Linked DNA regions of Homo sapiens: region 1 is linked to region 2. Evidence: read pairs that join two places in POLR2A ChIA-PET (ENCODE). Cell type or tissue: HepG2. All regions are shown on one strand.

Region 1 (4,000 bases), 950 kb before region 2:
AGCTCCAGCTGCCATCTGACTGCAACTGCAGGAGAGAGTATGACAGCTGAACCTCGATAACCCCCAGAACATGAGAAGTACTCATGACTTGTATTGTTTTAAGCCACTATGCTTTGGGATCATATTATGTAACAGATAACTGCAATATCCCCATGACATAATATGTTTGGAAAGACTGATCTATTCAGGCTCAGCATGTAAAAGACACTCGTGGTGCCCTCTCTCCTCTTGCACCCAGAGCAGACATCACTAATCAATCCCAGCACCCTCCCTGAAGCCAGACCTGCCTTAGAATCTTGTCCAGCTAGAGATCTGGCAGTCACTACAAATTGATTAGAACTGGGCAAAACAGATTTGCTATCAGTGACCTCAGGTTTTAGTAGGCCATGGCGAACAGCAGCCCAGGTTTCTGGACCGACCATAACATAGCCATTGATATCATTTAGTGGCAGCTTAGGAGAAATGCAGGCAAAGTAGCTAGGGCTATTGTCTTTGTAAACTCAAATTGAGAATTTGAGCCAGCAAGTCACCCACGGGGGTCTATGGACATGCTAATTTGCCCAGCTAGCTCCTGAATAACTCCTTCCCAGGCATATCCAGATGGAGCCTCTCGTGGCCCTTACCATTACAATGTTGGAACTTCCCCCGTGAGCCCTCTTGGGAGTGGTTGACACAGGAGCTGGTGTTACCAGCTTAGCACTGAACAGTCAGGTGACCCATTCTGGGCCACAGACTTGCAGACTGACAGGATCCCTGAGAAGAGAAGGGAGGAAGACCCCTGCATCCCCACACACTTCCCACTGGCTGCTGCCACAATGTCACAGCGATGTCACAGTATGTGGCTGGAGAGTGACAGCCCAGCTCCCTGGGGGCATCACCAGGGATCTGATCTGACTTCTCACTCTTCATGCATAAATCTGAGCTGCTGCATCCTACTTTGGTGACCACCACTTAAGTAGGCAGAAAAAAAGCAGCTGCAGGCAAGAGGGGAGTAGAGGAGGCAGGAGACCAAGGCAGAGGCCTGAGAGAGGGAAGAGAGTCGCCTACCTGTTGACAAGCAGGAAGTTGGCCACCAGGCACAGCATGGAGGGCACGGTGGAGGCAACGGCAAGGTAGCTCTCAAAGTAGTTCTGCAAGCACACAAGTGAGGAGGTGCTGCGGTCACTCAGGGATGGAGGTGAGCAGTTCCACGCGAGCAGAGACAGGGCCCCTCTCTGTGGGGCTTCTCCCCACTGTCTTCAGACACCCAGGAGCCGTGGGTGAGCCCACCTCCAAACAAGGCCCCACCCCATCTCCAGCCTAAGACCGCTCACTCAGCCACTCAACAAATAGCTGCCAATGTCAGCTGTACTAAGTGCTAGAGGCATAGGAAGGATAAGTCGTTCCTGTCCCCAGTGAGGCCCTTGGTGCTGTGCAGCCCACACTTCTGCCCATGGACTGAGGCCATGGGGACAGAACTCAGTGTTATGTCTGAAAAGAAAAGTTTGACCTATCAGCCTTCTTGGCCTATCACCAAAATGCAAGACTATCCACGTTTTTGTTTTTAAGTTTTTAGTAGAGACGAGGTCTTGCTATGTTGCCCAGGCTGGTCTCAAACTCCTGAGCTCAAGTGATCCTCTCGCCTTGGCCCCGCAAAGTGCTGGTATTACAGGCATGAGGCACCGCTCGCTTGGGTTTTCTTGTGACCCAACCACATTCTCGCTTTCTTGCCACAAAGTGACCTCTTAGATATACAAGAGGCCCTGCTCCCTACAGGGAAACTCTGTTCTCACTCTGGATTTTCTCTCTTGATAGAGCAGCTACAGAAGGTCAAAGCCATTTGGGGAAGTAGCTCCTAGATTGCACAGAATGAGGAAAAAGGGCATTTTCTGGCAGCAGCTCAGGGGTGTGACAAAGAACTGTGCAAACACAGACAGATGAATTGCCTGATTATGATGTGCTGGAACTCACAGCTAAAGCAGCTGTGTGGCAGCTGTATGTGTCTGTGAAAACTCAAAGAATGTCCAGTCATTAGGATGGACTGTACTATGTGTGCATTATCTCTTAATATACCTATCTTTAAAAACAAAACAAGGCTGGGCATGGTGACTCATACTTGTAATCCCAGCATTTTGGGAGGCCAAGGTGGGAGGATGGCTTGAACCCAGGAGACCACCCTGGGCAAATAGTGAGACTCTGTCTCTACAAAAAATAAAAAAATTAGTCGGGCATGGTGGTATGCACCTGTAAGTCCCAGCTACTCAGAAGGCTGAGGCAGGGGGATTGCTGGAGCAAGGAGTTCGAGGCTGCAGTGAGTAAACCACTGCACTTTAGCCTGGGCAACAGAGTGAGACCCCATCTCTAAAAAATAACAGAAAGAAAGATGTCATGGGCCCCTTTGAGTCTGAAGCACAAGCCTTCCATAGTTCCCTTTGAAGCCTGCAGAGTGCTTTGTGGTCTTTGAAATCTGTACCCTGAATATAAGGCTGTGGTGGCCTTGCAATTAAAATGATAATCGCAGCTAGTGAGGTCCGTCAACCATGAGCCTGAGAAATAGCCTTTGAGCTGCACCTCATTGTTCCTGCCCTGATGGGCTCAGTAGAGCCTGGACTGGTCGGGGGCACTCAGTCAATTACATCTTGACACAGTGGCTGGGCCTCTGAGGCTGGGAGGACACTGAGTAGAATGAAGGAGAGAGGCCCTTAGGAGGAGAGGGCTGCAGATGGGGCTGCGTCTGCCCCCAGCCCAAGCCCCGGTGAGGCCCCTTCATCCAGTGGCTGCTCGATCTGTGTAATGCAGAATCTCTGATGATTTTGTTTCTTCGAGCAGGCTCAGGTTCCCTGAATGAGAATTTTTCAGGTAACTGAATGTGCCTGTTTGTTGATATTGAAGCAGTAAAAGGTATCATTTAATGTTGAAAAGCTTTTTGGATATTGACCACTGGATAAGACTCTGAGTCTCTTTCTGTTGTCTGGGCCCATTTCTCTGCCTTACAAAGAACTCAGAGAACAGACTTGAGGCCAGGCCATCATTCCATGAGCACAGATCAGGAGATGGAGATGCACATGGTGACAGGAGTTGACTCAGCACATCCCACAGAATTTATAAAAACAAACCACTTAATTCCTGATAGAAACACATGGTGGGTTGTATTCAATTATTTGCTGCTTTTGCCTATAGGAAAAGTTCTAAAATGAGGTGTGGTGGCAGACTCTAAGGTGGCCCGTGATCCGTGCCTCCTGATGCTCACACCTGTGCGATGCCCTCCCCTGAGTGTGGATGAGACCTGTGGCTGCTTCCAACCGAGAGAGTAGAGCAAACATGAGGTGTTACATAGGACTGTAGCACCCACATTGCTGGACTCTTTTCCTCCCTTGCCAGATTTGGGGAGGCAAGTGGCCATGTTGGGGAACCCTACCTGGCATGGAACCCCAAGTTGCTGAGGGCGGTCTCCAGCCCTCTCCCCACAAGAAACTGAAGCTCTCAGGCCTACAACCACTAGGAACTGAATTCTGCCAACAACTGGAGTGGGCTTGGAAGTGACCTTTCTCCAGCTAAGCCTCAGAGGAGACTGTAGCTCTGGCTGACTGATTGCAGCCTTGTGCAAATTCAGGCAGGAGACCCAGCTAAGCTGTGCCTGGACTTCTGGCCCACAGAAACCCTGTAATTATAAATCCAGGTTGTTTTAAGCCACTCATTTGTAGTATTTTGCTAGGCAGAGATAGATTCCTAATTCATGAGGGTTTCCGATAGCTGGGTTCCTACTAATCAGGGTTTTCCTGAATATTTCAGCCTTCCTGTTTCAATTTAAATTCAGTTCCTTGAAGAAAACCAGGACAGTTGATCATGTTCCTTTCTTTGACCCCCCAAGAGACAGGAGGAGCAGTGTGCTCACCCATGAGGGGCACAGAGGGTTAGCACACCAGTCCCTGCAGCCCTTCCCCACCAAACCCTCTGCTGAAATTAGGGTTTTTGCAGGTGGCATGTGCTGATTTCAAGAAACGGACTTAGTGGATGTTGC
Region 2 (4,000 bases):
ATTCTCCACTGTCTTCAACTGATAGGTAGATAGAGACAGGGCCTCCCTCTATTGCCCAGACTGGAGTGCAGCTGTGTGATCTGGGCTCACTGCAGCATAGACTTCCTGGGCTTAAGCAATTCTCCTGCCTCAGCCTCCCACATAGCTGGGATTACAGGTCCATGCTACCACATCTGGCTAATTTTTTTTTTTTTTTTTTTTGAGACAGAGTCTTGCTCTGTCACCAGGCTGGAGTGCAGTGGTGCAATTTCAGCTCACTGCAGTCTCCAACTCCCGGGTTCAAGTGAGTCTCCTGCCTCAGCCTCCCGAGTAGCTGGGATTACAGGCACACACCACCACACCCAGCTAATTTTTTTTTGTATTTTTAGTAGAGACGAGGCTTCACCACATTGGCCAGGATGGTCTCGATCTCCTGATCTTGTGATCTGCCCGCCTCAGCCTCCCAAAGTGCTGGGATTACAGGCGTGAGCCACCATGCCTGGCCACATCTGGCTAATTTTTTAAAAAAATTTTGGCTGGGCATGGTGAGTCACCTGTAATCCCAGCACTTTGGGATGCCAAGGCGAGAGGATCACCTGAGGTCAGGAATTGGAGACTAGCCTGGCCAACATGGTGAAGCCCCGTCTCTACTAAAAACTACAAAAATTAGCCAGGCATGGTAGCAGGTGCCTATAATCCCAGCTACTTGGGAGGCTGAGGCAGGAGAATCACTTGAACCTAGGAGGCAGAGGTTGCAGTGAGCCAAGATCACACCATTGCACTCCAGCCTGGGTGACAGAGTGAAACTCCATCTCAAAAAAAAAAAAAAAAAGAATTTTTTTTTATATATATATAGAGAGAGATATGAGGTCTCACTATACTGCCAAGGCTGTGCAGCGAACTCCTGGGCACAAACTGTTATAAAAGTCCTGTTAATAAATAAATCCTCCTGTTTCCCATATCTGTCTCTCTGGTCCTCTGTTTCCCACAACAAAATGATCCTCCTGTCTTGGCCCCTCAAAGTGCTGGGATTACAGGCATAAGCCACCACGCCCTGCCCTTTTTGGTCTTTATCTCGTCTGCTGCTCTAGTGCCCCTCACAGAAATGTTGATGTTCCCCAGGTTTTGCCCTTGGTCTTCTTCTTTTCTCACTCCACACCTCCCTCAGGTGAGCCTACCCACTCCTGTTGCTTCAGCTTCTTCCAATGGTTCCCAAATCTGTAGCTTCAGCCTAGATTCCTTGCTAAGCCCCCAGCTCAGATATCTAACTTCCTCTGGGTGTCCCTCTAAGTGGATGTCTCCTAAATAAAGCCTGCTGTCTCCCCGTGCCAGTTCCCCCCTCCCCTGCATGCCCTCTCTTGGTACATGACATCACGATCCTTCTGATCATTCCAGCCAAAAACTAAAGGTCAACCTCAATTCCTCTTTTTCCTTACTCCTCATATCTAATCAGTTACAATGACTTGTCTTTTCTTTCTCTTAAATATTTACGTGCCTCTCTCTGTTTCTGTCTTTTCTGCCTCTTAGTCCCATAGGGAGAACCTGAAAGACTGTGACGTATCTGTTGGCTCTGTATGGCTTTAAAAAAAACAAAAACAAACACAAACAAACAAACAAAAACAGGCAAAAGGGAAAGGAGCAATGGATGCACAGGGGAAATGTTCTTTTGCTATTTTTTTTTTTTTTTGTATTTTTAGTAGAGATGGGGTTTTGCCATGTTGGCCAGGCTGGTTTCGAACTCCTGACCTCAAGTGATCCGCCCATCTCAGCCTGCCAAAATCCTGGGATTACAAGCGTGAGCCACCACATGTTTCTTTAGTCTATTCCATTTATAAGAAATGTTGGTATTGGGAGGCGGAGCTTGCAGTGAGCCGAGATCAGGGGCCACTGCACTCCAGCCTGGGCGACAGAGTGAGACTCTGTCTCAGAAAAAAAAAAAAAAAAAGAAAAGAAATGTTGGTATTAGCCACTGTGATTGGCACCAGCTGACATGGTTCCCAGTGGTTTCAACCTCCTGGTATTCTTGCCCTGTGTAATTCAGTCCCCTTGAGTGTGGGCTGGACCTAGTGACTTGCTTCTATTGAATAGGACAAGAGTATTTAACCGCCCGATAGGTTCACCTTGCCTGCTGCCTAGACACAGCCGCTTTATCAAGACAGGGGAATTGCAATGGAGATAGAGTAATTCACACAGAGCCAGCTGTGCAGGAGACCAGAGTTTAATTATTACTCAAATCAGTCTCCCTGAACATTCGGAGATCAGAGTCTTTAAAGATAATTTGGCAGGTAGGCGCTTGGGAAGTGGGGAGTGCTGATTGGTTAGAATGGAGATGAAGTCATAGGGTGTTAAAGTGAGGTTTTCTTGCCATCTTCTGTTCCTGGGTGCAATGGCAGAACTGGTTGAGCCAGACTACCTGTCTGGGTGGTGTCAGCTGATCCATCGAGTGCAGGGTCTGGAAAATATCTCAAGCACTGATCTTAGGTTTTACAATAGTGATGTTACCCCCAGGAGCAATTTGGGGAGGTTCAGACTCTTGGAGCCAAAGGTTGCATGACCCCTACACTGTAATTTCTTTTTTTTTTCCCAGATATTTTATCTTTTTATTAAAATCTCTTACTAAAGCCTTCTTACACTGTCTTGATGCTTCTTGAGTTCGGAGATTTGTTCTCCTTTAATTTCCATTTTCTTGACTAAACACTCTAGTTCACATTCTATCTCGTCACAGACTGAATGGCTTTCAGTTTCCTTCATTTGTTTGAGTAGTTCTTAGTGCTCCATGCTCATTTGGTCCAGCTCATCTTGCATTGCCATCAAAAGTTCAGATAAATTGTCACAAATGGAAATGGACTTTTCTGAGTCAGGAGTAATAGCTTTACACCAGGCAGTTGTTCTAGAAGGCTTGGGGAGACATCTAGTCTCAGTCACGTTAAAAGGTTTCTGAAGGATATGTGGGTCACGATGTTGCCTCATCTTTTCAGCCACAAAAGGCAGTGCTCCAAACTTTGAACAAATTTGCCAAGGTGGTCCTCTCTTTATACATTTAGTTTTCTTTGAAGATTTCTTCTTTTCCTTGGAGTGCTTTAAATTTGAAACTGAAGACATAATTTTACTGATTTCAAGTCCAGTTTGAAGCTCAGAAGCTTTGTCTTGAAATAGCTTACGCTGATGTTCTTCTTCCTTAAGTTTTTCTTCTAAATGTTTAATCTTGTCCTCAGCAGTTTTCTGAGTTGTTGTAAGTCTAAAACACTCTTTTTCTAAGACATCAAGCTTGTCAAGTTTTGCATACAGCTTCATCTGATCTTGTTCTTTTTCCCTCTGAAGCTGGGCCTGTTGTTCTAGGATCATGTTCTTTTCTCGCTCTACATTGAGAACCATTCTCTTTGTATATTCTAGTTGCTTCTCTAGAAGAGTGCAACGAGACTGGGCTGAGCTTAACTGTATACTTACATCTTTTTTCTGCTTTATCAGCTCCTGATGTGCTAGATTTCTCTCATTTGTTTCATTCTCTAAGGCCTTCTTATACTGTGCTGCTTCTCTGGAAAGAATGTTCAGGTCATCTTCAGCTTGTGTTCTCTCCAGCTCTAAACAATGAATTTTTTCCTGAAGAGTTTTTAAGGCTAAAATAAGAGCTTGGCTATTTGGGCTATGAAGTATCTTAGGAGAGGTAACTTCTAAGTTCGCAGGATGGCAATTCTGAGATGGTTCATTCTGGGTGAATGAGGGAACAAATACTCTTTCTGGAGGTTTATGATAGCTTCCTACTATACTATGCATTAATTCAGAATCCATTATCAAGCAGACGCTCTCAGTCAGCCCCTGCCACCGCTAACCGTTGGTTCGCGGGCACCCCCCTAAATTGTAATTTCTAATCTTGTAGCTAATTTGTTAGTCCTGCAAAGGCAGACTGGTCCCTGGCAAGAAAGGAGTCTTTTTTTTTTTTTTTTTTTTTTTGTAGACAGAGTCTCACTCTGTCACCCAGGCTGGAGTGCAGTGGCATGATCCCGGCTCACCGCAACCTCCG

Evidence for each region. Peaks named below come from ENCODE experiments on the same cell type or tissue, not always from the same donor. Only the 100,000 strongest peaks of a DNase experiment are listed, where the experiment ranks them.
Region 1: POLR2A ChIA-PET joins it to region 2 with 6 read pairs; 2 of 35 experiments call an interaction of 5 or more read pairs at or near these places.

Annotation. Positions count from the first base shown.
Region 1 is chr10:71,341,339-71,345,338 of GRCh38, reverse strand. It overlaps SLC29A3 (solute carrier family 29 member 3), which reads right to left. Exons shown (of 6, transcript NM_018344.6): 3 at 1,048-1,130. LOC105378353 (a long non-coding RNA gene) reads left to right here. Exons shown (of 3, transcript XR_946051.3): 2 at 3,958-4,000. Among named protein-coding and RNA genes, the nearest start is that of SLC29A3, 24 kb to the right of the region's middle. RefSeq lists an enhancer at 398-1,103. In HepG2, no CTCF peak of the experiment used is centred here; a DNase peak (open chromatin) is centred at 1,888.
Region 2 is chr10:70,389,194-70,393,193 of GRCh38, reverse strand. It overlaps the pseudogene CEP57L1P1. Among named protein-coding and RNA genes, the nearest start is that of LRRC20, 8.6 kb to the right of the region's middle. In HepG2, no CTCF peak of the experiment used is centred here; no DNase peak of the experiment used is centred here.